2 separate regions of the Homo sapiens genome follow, and region 2 is linked to region 1. A link is an interaction called in ENCODE POLR2A ChIA-PET data of the cell type or tissue named here. Cell type or tissue: HepG2. All regions are shown on one strand. Each heading gives the region's core, and the rest is flanking DNA. Links, peaks and the distances in the headings are about the cores only.

Region 1 (6,454 bases), core at 735-5,734:
GGACAAAGTAACATTAATTTTCCTCGGGATGGTTATTAAAGAGATAAACAGTATGTTTTCCCCTTATTATGTCAAGGATATGTTTGTTCCCAAGCCTGCCTGGCTACTCTTACAAGACGGTTCTGTCCTGTCGTTAGCTCATATCTTTTGGCAAAGATGGGTCAGAAGAAATTGGTGGATTTGTTAGTGGCCTCAGAAAAGGTTCTTTGTTCTTGAGGGCCTTTGAAGTAGGCTCTCAACCATTTCTATTCATCAGCACGAAGCCGAGGATTCTCCGGACTTACTCTTTCAAAAATATTTACCTGTTCACTCAAAGCTGGAGTTTGTTCTTGTTCTAAGAAGGAGTTAAATCAAAAGAATAAAGTGAAGAGGGGCAAAAAGATTTTTTATAGAACATGAAAAACAGGACCAAAAATAAAGCTTGAAGGGAAGCAGATCAAAGAGAGTAGTACAAGCTATAAAGGAACCAGAAAATTGCAAAAATAACAGTAATAGAGAAACAAATTGATGGGCATCAAAATGAATACAAATAAGGGAGAGAGAAGAAAAATTAAAAATAGATCAAAGGCTGACAGAAAATAGAAAAGTGTGTTCTATTGTTTTTGTTTGTAATTAATTTTGGTAATTATATTAGCTATATTACAAAAACACAAGTATAGTTTTGAAAGACAGTCAACAAATATTAAGTGGATGCATTATAAGCCTTTTATTGATATATTCAAATTCACATGCATGTGAAAATTGTATAGTATTTCAGTTAGATAAAGCACAGAAAAGTACTATGAAACAAAAACATTAAAAATTATTCTCCCAATTAAAATATAGTAGGCTAATTAAATACATTCATTGCCATCTATGTCTTACTAATCTAGAGAAAGGTATCTTTTTCAAAAATGGAAACTGTATTGCATTTTTTGTAAACATTGTCAATACGTTCACAAGCTTTAGGTAAATGTTCAGAAAATCAGGAAAATATTTCCAAGAAGGTAGACAGAATGAAAATAAAAATACCGTTGTCACATCTAGTTACTTTTTTGATAAACACACATTGTACGGATACTCAGCTTTCTGAATTTGTGGATCAGTTGCTTTTAATTAATTGAATAAAATAATTTTCCATAGGCCTTAAATCTTTGATCTTACCCTTCAGATAATATTTGTAGTTTTCTACTTTTGACCTATCTGTTAATAACTTCACCACGCCTTTTAGGTGTAAATTTGATGTAATTAATTACCATAAAAACTTTAAAGTTTGGTCATTTTTTTTTTTTTTTTTGTAATTTCAGTAGACGTATTTCTTTTAACTTTGAAGAAAAAAAAATAGAAGAGTACTACCATTTGTTAGAACAGTTTAACCCAACCTAACGATGAAGAAAGGTGTCAACTTACCATATGATTGGGGGCTTCTAATCCATATTGCATGAATGTATTTTAGACCACCTATTGTTTTCAGAAACGTGAAAATACCTTTATACTAAATTGAGTAAATGTGTCCATCTGGACCCACATTTGCTTGTGTATGCACCCTTCAATTCTCATTTGTATGTGCATATGTGCAAAATGTTTTAAAATGATATTTTTAAGAAATTAGCATTCTGATTATAGCATACAGGGCCCTTTATCTAACAGGATATCCTAAACATTCATTATGTGACTAAAATGTTCAGAATACTCAAAGAAATAGACTTAAATGGAAATACAACACATGATAAGTTACAGCTTCATGGGAAAAATAAAGACACCATAAACTTATGATGAGGAAATTGTCAGCATATTCCCATAGTTCCTTCCCATGAGAGGGCATCAATCTCTCTGGTTAGACCCAAGTGAAGATTCAATAAAAATTGCTGAAATTACTCCATTTGTGGTAGGGGGGATTGGAGAGATGGGTGAGTACAGGGTGGATTTATCATTATACTGCAAAATTTCTTCAATGGCATTACCTATCTATCAAATTATTAGTTTGGCAAAATATTTGGTTACTTATGCATGAAGGCATATATATGTTACTGTTTTATTGGGGTGGGGAAGGGTTGGCAAAAATGGCTCTACCATTCCCTGGGATCGGATGCTACAAGTCATCTGCTTTCATTTTTCTTCCCCATTTGACCATAAGCTTCTCAAGGGCTTATAGCTATAAGCAACTTTATCTATGCACCTCAGAGCCTAGCAAAATGGCCAGTATGTGCAAGTGGCAGCACCATGAGACCAATGAGGGAGCTGGGACAAGTGTCCGAACAGCACAGTTCTGGCTGCCAAAGAAAACAGAGCCTGTGGAGTGTGGGCAGGAGCAGAATCACAACAGTGAGCCTGGTTAGGGACATCTGCAGCAACTCATGAGCAACTGAGTAATTAGGACACAGAGAAAAGTAATGTCGTAGGCTGCTACAAATTAACTGGGAGATAGGTTAAAAAAAAAAAAAAAGCTGGCCAGCACAATTATCATCTGCGGTTCTGAAAAAAGAAGGTGTTGTACAAAATATAATTATGTGATGAATCATTTGGAGGCATTTCTAATGAAAAACACTCACTAGAAAGGATTAACCAGAAGTTGTGTCCATTGTCTGATACAGAGTTTGTAGCTCTCATCTTCTTTCTAAGCCTCCATAAATCCACGGGAAGCTTCTGTTTATCGATTTTATTTGCAGAATGCACTCAGGGTATAAAGTAATTTGCTTTTTTTTAAATAGGGTTTAGGGTCTGCCCCTACAGGGTTATAACTTACCAAGCATAAAAGCCAACACATAAAAACAAACATACAATTTAAGGAGAGAAGGGCTCACGGCAGCAGAACCTGGGAATTCAGCGAGGTGGTGGGATCACTCCCGGGCGCACCCACACGCCCATATATCTGCTGGGCTGAAATCTCCTGGTGGGTGATATTTTGGATGCCTTTCATGCATGGCATCGCTGAACTGTTTTTGAAAAATGCACCAACCCCACAGAGAAGAGCACAATAGTTATTTAGCAGACATAGAGAGGGAAAGGAGAATTTTCTTTATTGTTTATCAGAGCTAAAAATAATGCTGTGAATGTTAGCCATCTTTGCAGCTTGTGTAAAATTTGTCCTTTTCTCATCAAAGTCAGCAGCCCAGACTGATCAATGCCATTAACATTGTCCCCGATCCAGCTCCCCCATGCGTGTGCAAGCTCTGTGGCTTGCAGGCTGTAAACTGAAGAATAGCACCTTGCGTTTTTATACTTCTTTTGCGGAGAATCTCTATTTAATTCCAAGCGATTGTGGGTAATTAAATTTTATAGAAGAATTTTTTCTTTACCAACCCCATTAGGGTTCTGTTGCACTTGTCCGTTGCCTCATAAAAGAAAAAAAAAAAAGGGAAGCTGCCACATCTGTCCCTTAAACACTTGGCTTGGATTCTCTGCCCTGTGATTCACAGTATGCATTTGTGACAAGAAGTTCTCCATACTTGGAGTCACAAATGCCGAGAAGAGTAAGCCAGGCAAACTGCTTGTGCTGTCTGTGGGGACAGTGATGCACAGAGAGCCAGTGAAGGGCTGACCTTTCCACCTTAGCAGAAGGTAGATAATAAATGGCCTTTGTGAGACTTTTTGGTGATTGCATCACCACGGCGGATATGGCCCCTGAGTAAAGTGTGGACTTAGCTGTGCAGTGTGATAGCCACAACTTCAAAAGACTCAGGGGAGCTGTGAACTGCTGGGGACACCAGGAGAACACCAGGCAGCAGCAATCAGAATCCTTTGAAATGGAGTCTTAAAGGCAGAGCATCAAAGGGCACCATCAGGTCTGCAGTTACTGTTGCTGCAAACGAAAGAGCAGTCTTAGCCCATTGGAGTGGGCCAGTGGGCAATCTCTTTGGTGACATCTACACTAATGGAAAAATATCACCACCCATAACAGCATCTTTGAAAATAGATGCAAGGACACCTCTGGGCATCAGACACAAAGCAAAGCTGTGACTCCTCACTGGGAAGGGTCTCGCCTGATCCATCTACCATTCAAAATGTTTCAGTCCAGAGCTCAAAAATCTAGTGCTGATCTCAGTAAGTCTACATAATCACCTCTGTGTTAACACCCCGCACCACCTCTTCTGTTCAGCTTCACGGAGCAGGCAGACACCAATAGCCATCGCGTGGGAAAATAATATCAGGAAGCTAGCCATTCCTGAGAGCACACCATGTGCCAAGCACAGGACCAGCGGCCAGACCTGCAATGTCTTGCTTGATCCTCACAGAGATTCTCGGAGCTAGATTCTATAATTCTCCCCATTTTATAGATGAGAAACTGGGGGCTTTGTGAAGGTAATTGACATGCCCAAAGTTACCCAGCAACGAAGTGGTGGAGCCAAGAGCACTCTTAACCATTGCCTTTTATTTCCATAAACACCTCAAAATCTCTTCATTAAGCCATAAACTCATACCTTTCCATGGGAAATATTTTCTGAAAAATTACTTTCTCAAATTTAGCCATGGGAATGATTTCTTTGAAAGTAGTACTGCTACATTTTAAACATATTGTCATTTGTAAATTAAGCCATTGATAAGTTCCTTTGAAGCTGGAGTTTGAAATGCAGGGGAACCATCAATTTCTACTGTGGATGTGATGGTCCTGGAACACACAGTTAAAATGTGGCTATGACACATGGCAGAGAACCATGTTAACATATGAGCTAAGAAGAACTAGGCTCTATAGGCACTTCCCAGCAAGATCCATGTCTGAAGAAACAGAGATGGTATAGTGAGCTGGTCCTGAAGCCCAAAGAATGTCTTGATGACAGTGTTTCTCAAAGTGAGGCTCACAGGGCGATCTGCCTCAACACCACCCGAGATCCTCACTAAACATGCATTCCTTGGATTCGAGCCTAGGAATCTACATTTCAACAATCTGCCTAGATGATTTTATGCACAGTAAAGCTTGAGAACTTTTGATCCACACTAGAGTAACTAATTCAGCTTATACTAGAGATTGGAAAAAATGCTACAAAGAATAGTAATATTCAAGACAAGAGAAAAAAGACATGGTCTCTAAAAATCTCTATAGAGACTGATGCACCCCAACTTCCAGAAACAACTTTGAAACCCTGTGCAGATGTGGTGTTTATATGTAGGCTAAGTTGCAAGGCATTTGAGCAGCTCTGGGATAGCCACTATATGCAAAAAGTATCTCTCTGACATAGTTTTCTGAAATGTCAAGATTAGAGATGACAACGTTTGGGTGACTATATTTTCAGCAATGTCTTTTTCTTTTCCAGCTCTCCCTTCTGGCCTTCTTTGAAAATTAAAGTAATTCCAACAGGAGAAATTAATTAAATTGCTATTACTTTAGCATTAATTTTATTATCTATAAAAAGGCAGGGCTGAACAGGATATTAGTGATAACTAACCTTTTTAAAACCCTTTTGAATGTATTATCTCATCTTGCTTTTGATAAAACATACAACGTAGTCCTTATCATCTTTTCCACATGCAGAAACTGAGGTCTAGTGACTTGCCCAAGACCACGCAGATACTACTCAGGAAAGCCATTTAGTCATTCATTCAGCAAATGTGTGTTGATTGTCCACTGTATGCCAGGCACTGTTCCAGGTGCTGGAATAAAACAGACCAGGTTTATGTTCTCAGGAAGTTAACATCTGGTCACGTATCCAAGAAGACATGAATCAAGGTCACCTGGCCAAAAAGGAGGTCAAGTCCAGGCATTGTGTAAGTGGCTGCAATCATATAGGTCAGGGATTGGGAAACTCTTCCCATAAGGGGCCAAATAGTAATCATTTTAGGCTCTATGGACTGTATGGTCCCACTCTCAACTACTGAACTCTGCCATTGTAAAGTGCCAACATTGCAGGGTGTTGTATCAAAACCCCTCAACAGTTTCATGGCCCCTTTCCAGCCTCAGTCTTCTTGGCTCCACCTCCCTGATTAATTTAGGGGAGGATGCTGGGAACCTAGGAGAGAGCATGGTGCTGAAAGTAGGTAGAAAAAAAGAATCTAAGAAAAAACGACATGGAGGGAGAAAAATAAATAAGTAAAGCCACAACCACTTCATTAATCTTATCATTGTCTTGGCTTCTGGCTGGCCTTGCCTCCTGGTGACATTTTATTTCCTTTTCTTACCCCTACTGCAGCAGCAGTATTGGCGTGTTCTTCTGTGGACCTAAAGCTCTCTCGAGGACACTTCAAAAGATGTGCCACTTGTATTCATCAGCTGACCCCAGAGGTGTTCATTTCTATTACAACAAGGAGAGCTTCTAGACTTTGGAGGTCAAGTCCAGGCATTGTGTAAGTGGCTGCAATCATACAGGTCAGGGATTGGGAAACTCTTCCCATAAGGGGCCAAACAGTAATCATTTTAGGCTCTATGCACTGTATGGTCCGACTCTCAACTACTGAACTCTGCCATTGTAAAGTGCCAACATTGCCACAAACAATAACGTCAATGAATGGGCATAGTTGTGTTCCAATAATATTTTACTGA
Region 2 (6,454 bases), core at 701-5,700, 58 kb after region 1:
ATTGGATAAAGAAAATGTGGTACATATATACCGAGGAGTACTATGCAGCCATAAAAAGAATGACATCATGTCTTTTGTGGGAACATGGATGGAGCTGGAGGCAAACTAACACAGAAACTAACATAGCTTCTTAGCAAACTTACACAGAAATCCAAATACCGCATGTTCTCACTTATAAGTGGGAGCTAAATGATGAGAACTCATGAAGAAAAAGAAGGGAACAACAGATACTGAGGTCTACTTGAGAGTGGAGAAAATAACTATTGGGTGCTAGGTTTAACACCTGGGTGATGAAATAATCTGTACAACAAACAGCTGCAACAGAAGTTTACTTATATAACAAACCTTCACATGAACCCTGAACCTAAAATAACAGGTTTTTTTTTTTAATTAGATGAGGCTGGAGACAGAGCTGGCCCAGATCACATGAGGCTTTGCAGATATCATAAGGAGTTTGGTCTTTAAGAGCAATTGGAAGCCATTCCAAGCTTTCAAGAAACATCAGATTTTCATTTTTTAAAGTTCATCTGGATACAGTGTAAGAAATGTATTACAGTTGGGAGGTGCTTCAGTCACCCTGAGATAGATGACAGTAGTGCCACTATAGGGAGCCAGTGAGTTAGAGAGGAGTGTATGCATAGTAGGGATATTTACAAGGTAAAATCCAAAGGACTTGGCTGTGTTAAAGAAATACACGAATGTATTAGTGAATCAGTCTTCAAAACAGTCCATATTTACTTAATCTTCCCACTTGCCATAATGACTAAATTTTAGAAAATTTCTTTATGCAAATGGTAATTTTTTAAAAACAGAAAATATAAAGCTCCATCTAATATTAGTGTTTTACAAAAAAAGGCATATGAGCTTTTATACCTTATGGACCTTATTCCAAATAGAAGATGAAGAGTCTTGAATTCAGTTATTTTTTCCCTGTGAATATATTTGTATGAGACTCTTCTAGGTCTCTGATTCATTTCCTATATTTATTAATATGTAAATGTTAATAGCCTCCTTTAATTTACAGCCAAGCTACAGATCACCATTTCTCAAAGTGTGTTCCCCAGAACTAGCCCTTTTTTTCTTCAATAATGGTTAAATATATAACAGTTTCATTACTGGAGGCTTTCAAAGCCTTTAATATGCTAACATGCATTGTGAACTTCCAAAGCAGAAATCTGGAACACATCTCAACTCATGTGTCATGGAATGCGTTCCACTGAACATATCAGTGATCTGGTATTCCATAAGATCCCTTAAGTAACAGGCCATGTGCATCTTGGCTTAGCTCCTTGAGCAAAGTTTTTCATATAACATGTCTGTATAATTTTTTAAATGAATGACAATATGGATTAAGAGTTGCAAACTTTAAGACCAAGTCTGTTAGCTAAGTGACATGACAAAGGACTGACAAATGCCCTATGCCTCTAATGAGGGCATCAATAGAAGGACAGCCAGCTAACTTGTTGATATGTAAAAAATTTTTAAAGGGAAGCCAAAAATCCATATTTCTATATGAAATTTCATACTATTTCTTAGTGCCTCAGGCCAAACAGAACATATAGGCTAAAAGTTTGAACTTCTAAGACATTCGAACACACATTACATTTCACTACTTAAAAAAAAAAAATGGTCAGGCGAAGTTGCTTAGTGGAGTAACCAAGAATCCTCCTGTGAGATCCATAAAAGCTTTTCTTCCTTTTAAGGAACTCACACTTTTAATTTTCCATTATGAAAATTTCCATTTCTATTTTTTAATTTTCTTCTTGAGGAAAAGTAACTCCTTCACTGCCTGGAGGCATCATTAGAGACCCTAAAAGAGATAACTTAGCAAATAATACTGTTAAACCTTGAAAGAAATCATTATTTCATTATAAAGCACATTTTCTCCCTGGTTCAGGAAAGACCAGGTCATTCAGGAATAAAGAGCAATAGAAAAGCAATCCCATTTGAGAAAGCACATTATTACACCAGAGGCAAACACTTAGATATAGCAATGCAATCAGACCAGAGTTTAATTACAGATGTGATCGTTTATCTGTTTTGCTAAAAAGAAGTAATGTGACTGCTTAAACTACAGTAAACTCTCAGTTATTTGGGACCTTATTTATCAACTTATTGGTTACCCACCCCAATTTTTTTCCTTTCTTGCTAAGCATATTTGTCTATTTCAATACTAACAGGTACAGGAAAATGCACACTTAGTAAGTTTGCATTTCTTAAATTTCATTAAAACTACCCACAAACGTACACACACCATACATACAGGGTTAGGTAGTCTATGTTTTGTTTCTTATTTATGCTGTTTCTATAATGGGTGCTTTATTGTTTACCATGTGATTAAAATTCTATTCATATATCTTTTTCCTTTTTTATCATTTAGAAGTCCAGCATGAATAGTGGGGAAAAAAAATGTAGTAGTAGTATGGTTCTATTTCGTAAAAATCAATTGTATTTTTAAATGAAGTGTTTACTTGAAACAATGAGATTTTTTACTGCTAATGAAACCGTATATATAATAACACCTCTCGAAGCTGAAGATAACTTGTTTCCTGACCTCAACAGTCTAAAAAATATCCAATAACCAAGAAAATGGAATTTGAACTAATACGTCTGCATGAGCCAAAACAGATAATAACAACAACAAATAATGCCATCACCTCATGCAGCCAGGGCAGGCTGTCTTCAAATCCCTTTAAAAGATTTTCATAAACATAATCTCATTTGATCTGCTAAATAGCATTATAGTAGTTTCCCCTTATCCATGGGGGACATGTTCCAGAGCCCCAGTGCGTGCCTGAAACCATAAATAGTATAAAATCCTATATATACTACTTTTTCCATACATACATACAATAAAGTTTAATTTATATATTAGGCACAGTAAGGGATTAACATTATCAAATAATAAAATAGAACAATTACAAAAATATACTACAATAAGTTATGTGGATGTGCTTGCTCTCTTTATCTCTCTCAAAATATCTTATTACACTGTACTCATTGTTCTTCTGATAATTTGAGATGATACATGCCTACATGATACATGAAATGAGGTGAATGAAGTAGGCATTGTGATGCAGCATTAGGCAACTATTTGACTTTCTGATGACCCTTCAGAAGGAAGAGTGTCTGCTTTGGGTGATCCTGGATCATCAAGCCATGACTATGTCAATGGTTGGATGTCAGGAACACATGATGTCAGTGGCTAACTAGGTAGGTAGTGTAATGGGCAGGTGGATACACAGGACAAAGGGATGATTAAGGACCTGGGTGGGACAGAGCAGGATGGCATGAGAGTTCATTGTGCTTCTCAAAATAGCATTTGATTTAAAATTTATGACTCGTTTATTTCTGAAATTTTCCATTTAATGTTTTTGTACTGCAGTTGACCATGAGTAACTGAAACCACAGAAAGCAAAACCACAGATAAGGAGGAACTACTGTGTAATTTTTAAAAGGGTTGGCAATCTTATTCCCATTACTCAGATGAAAATTGTAGGGTTACCGTATTTCATCCAAATAATGACAATGACTGGAGCACTATTAATAATTATGCCTGGACAACAAACATAAACTTGAGATGGTCACAGGCAAACCAGAACATACAGTCATCCTAGAAATACTATGTCATAAAGTCATGCTTTTGCTTAGGCAAGCTCCTCAGGCCATCTCTAAGAGCTTATTTGCTCCTGCTAATAGGTGATGTACCTCCCCCATGAGGCAAGATGTTATTTGTGGCTAAGGGGAGCAAAGTCAATCTAGAAGGGTAGGGTTGACCTGGGAGTCTAAAACAGATGAATTAGGCTAATGGTACAAATCACAATGACCAGGGCACTTAGTGAACTTGTGGCTAACAACAGATCCCAAAGGGGCCCAGCCTCAGCTCCAGCCCATACTGTTGTAACAAGGAAGAACGTTGCTTTTCAAAGACCTGCTGTGTGATGCATGCCTGAGTCAATGAGACAGGCCCGCCAGTCTCCTTCTCACAACAGATCCCAAGGGGACCCAGTCTCAAATCCAGCCCCTCTAGCTGCAGTCAGGGACCTATATCACCTGTGCAGAGACCTGCTGGGAGGCATACCCATCTGAGCCATCAGGACAGTCTTCTGGACTTACTGGCCAGTATTCCCACTCAGCCCCAGTACCCTCCTTGGGTCCTCACCAGGCTCATCTGAGCCAGAAGGCCACACAAACTTTGGAATCCTCACAAGACCTGGAGTAAGCCTGAGCTTATAGTGTCCTCTAGTGCTGAGACAGCTACAGTGGTCACAGGCTCAGGAAAACCAAGACAGTCTGCTTAAAATCCCTAGAAGGCCCTCTGACAGGGACAGGCACAAACAAGGCCAATTTGTGAAGGCTAAAATGAATACCTAATCCCTCAATGCTCAGACATGGTCACACGTCACAAGCATCAAGAACGTTCAAGGAAATATGACCTCACCAAACAGACAAAATAAGGTGCCAGAAGCTGACCCTGAAAGTGATGGAAATGTGTAATCTCTTGGACAAAGAATTTTAAATAGCTGTTTTAAGGAAGCTCAACAAACTTCAAGAAAACACAGAGAATCAATTCAGAAATTTATCGGAGAAATTTAAGGGAGAGATTGAAATAACTTTTTAAAAATCAAACAAATCCTGGAGGTAAAAAATACAATTAATGAGATTAAAAAATGCAATAGAGAGCATCAACAGCAGAACTGGTCAATTGGAAGAAAGAAATAGTAAGCTCAAAGACAGACTATTTGAAAGTCAGAGGGCTCACGCTTGTAATCCCAGCACTTTTGGAGGCCGAGGTGGGTGGATCACCTGAGATTGGGAGTTTGAGACCAGCCTGACCAACATGGAGAAACCCCATCTCTACTAAAAATATAAAATTAGCTGGGCGTGGTGGCACATGCCTGTAATCCCAACCACTTGGGAGGCTGAGGCAGAAGAATCACTTGAACCCGGGAGGTGGAGGTTGCGGTGAACCAAGATCGCACCATTGCACTCCAGCCTGGGCAACAAAAGTGAAACTGTTTAAAAAAAAAAAAAAATCTTTGCCTAGACATATTGTCATTAGGTTATCCAAAGCTAAGACAAAGGAAAGAATTTTAAGAGCTGTGAGACAGAAGCACCAGGTAGCCTATAAAGGAAAATCTATCAGATTAACAGCAGATTTCTCAGCAGAAACCCTATAAGCTAGAAGGGACTATCTTCAGCCTCCTCAAACAAAACAATTATCAGCCAAGAATTTTGTATCCAAGCAAAACTAAGCATCATATCTGAAGGAAAGATAAAGTCATTTTCAGACAAACAAATGCTGAGAGAATTTGCCATTACCAAGCCAACCACTATAAGAACTGCCAAAAGGAGCTCTAAATCTTGAAACAAATCCTGGAAACACATCAAAACAGAACCTCTTTAAACTATAAATCACACAGGACCTATAAAACAAAAATACAAGTTAAAAAGCAAAAACAAAAACCAAAAAACCAAAGTACCCAAGCAACAAAGAGCATGATGAATGCAATGGTACCTTCAATACTAACATTAAATGTAAATGGCCTAAGAGCTCCACTTAAAAGGTACAGAACTGCAGAATGGATAAGAACTCACCAACCAACTATCTGCTGCCTTCAGGAGACTCACCTAAGTATTCACATAAACTTATAGGGGTGGAAAAAGGCATTTCATGCAAATGGAAACCAAAAGCAAGCAGGTGTAGCTATTATATCACAGAAAACAAACTTTAAAGCAACAGTGGTTAAAACAGACAAAGAGGGATATGACGTAATGGTAAAAGGCCTTGTTCAACAGGAAAATATCACAATCCTAAACATATATGCACCTAATACTGGAGCTCCCAAATTTATAAAGCAATTACTAACAGACCTAACAAACAAGAGAGACAGCAACACAATAATAGTGGGGACTCCAATACTCCACTGATAGCACTAGACAAGTCATCAAGACAGAAAGTCAACAAAGAAACAATAGACTTAAAACTATACCTTAAAACAAATGGACTTCACAGACTTCCATCCAACAACCACAAAATACACATTCTATTCAACAGCACATAGAACTTTCTCCAAGATAGACCGTATGATAGGCAATAAAACAAAGCTTAATAAATTTAAGAAAATTGAAATTATATCAAGCACTGTCTCAGACTACAGTGGGATAAAACTGGAAATCAACTCCAAAAGGAACCTTCAAAACAATGCAAATACATGGATATTAAATAATCTGTTCCTGAATGAGCACTGGGTCAAAAGCAAAATCAAGATGGAAATTTAAAAATTATTTGAACTTAATGATAATAATGACATCACCTATCAAAACCTCTGGGATATAGCTAAGGTGGTGCTAAGATGAAAGATCATAGCCCTAAATGCCTAAATCAAGAAGTCTGAAAGAGCACAAACAGATAATCTAAGGTCACACCTCAAGGTACTAGAGAAACAAGATC

Evidence for each region. Peaks named below come from ENCODE experiments on the same cell type or tissue, not always from the same donor. Only the 100,000 strongest peaks of a DNase experiment are listed, where the experiment ranks them.
Region 2: POLR2A ChIA-PET joins it to region 1 with 5 read pairs; 3 of 35 experiments call an interaction of 5 or more read pairs at or near these places.

What each region holds. Positions count from the first base shown.
Region 1 is chr6:155,396,613-155,403,066 of GRCh38, reverse strand. NOX3 (NADPH oxidase 3) reads left to right here. Exons shown (of 14, transcript NM_015718.3): 13 at 6,105-6,258. The coding sequence ends at 6,231. Among named protein-coding and RNA genes, the nearest start is that of NOX3, 56 kb to the left of the region's middle. In HepG2, for the core only: no CTCF peak of the experiment used is centred there; a DNase peak (open chromatin) is centred at 3,606.
Region 2 is chr6:155,338,390-155,344,843 of GRCh38, reverse strand. No RefSeq gene overlaps it. Among named protein-coding and RNA genes, the nearest start is that of TFB1M, 27 kb to the right of the region's middle. In HepG2, for the core only: a CTCF peak has its summit at 4,241 (motif pointing left); DNase peaks (open chromatin) are centred at 3,103 and 4,233.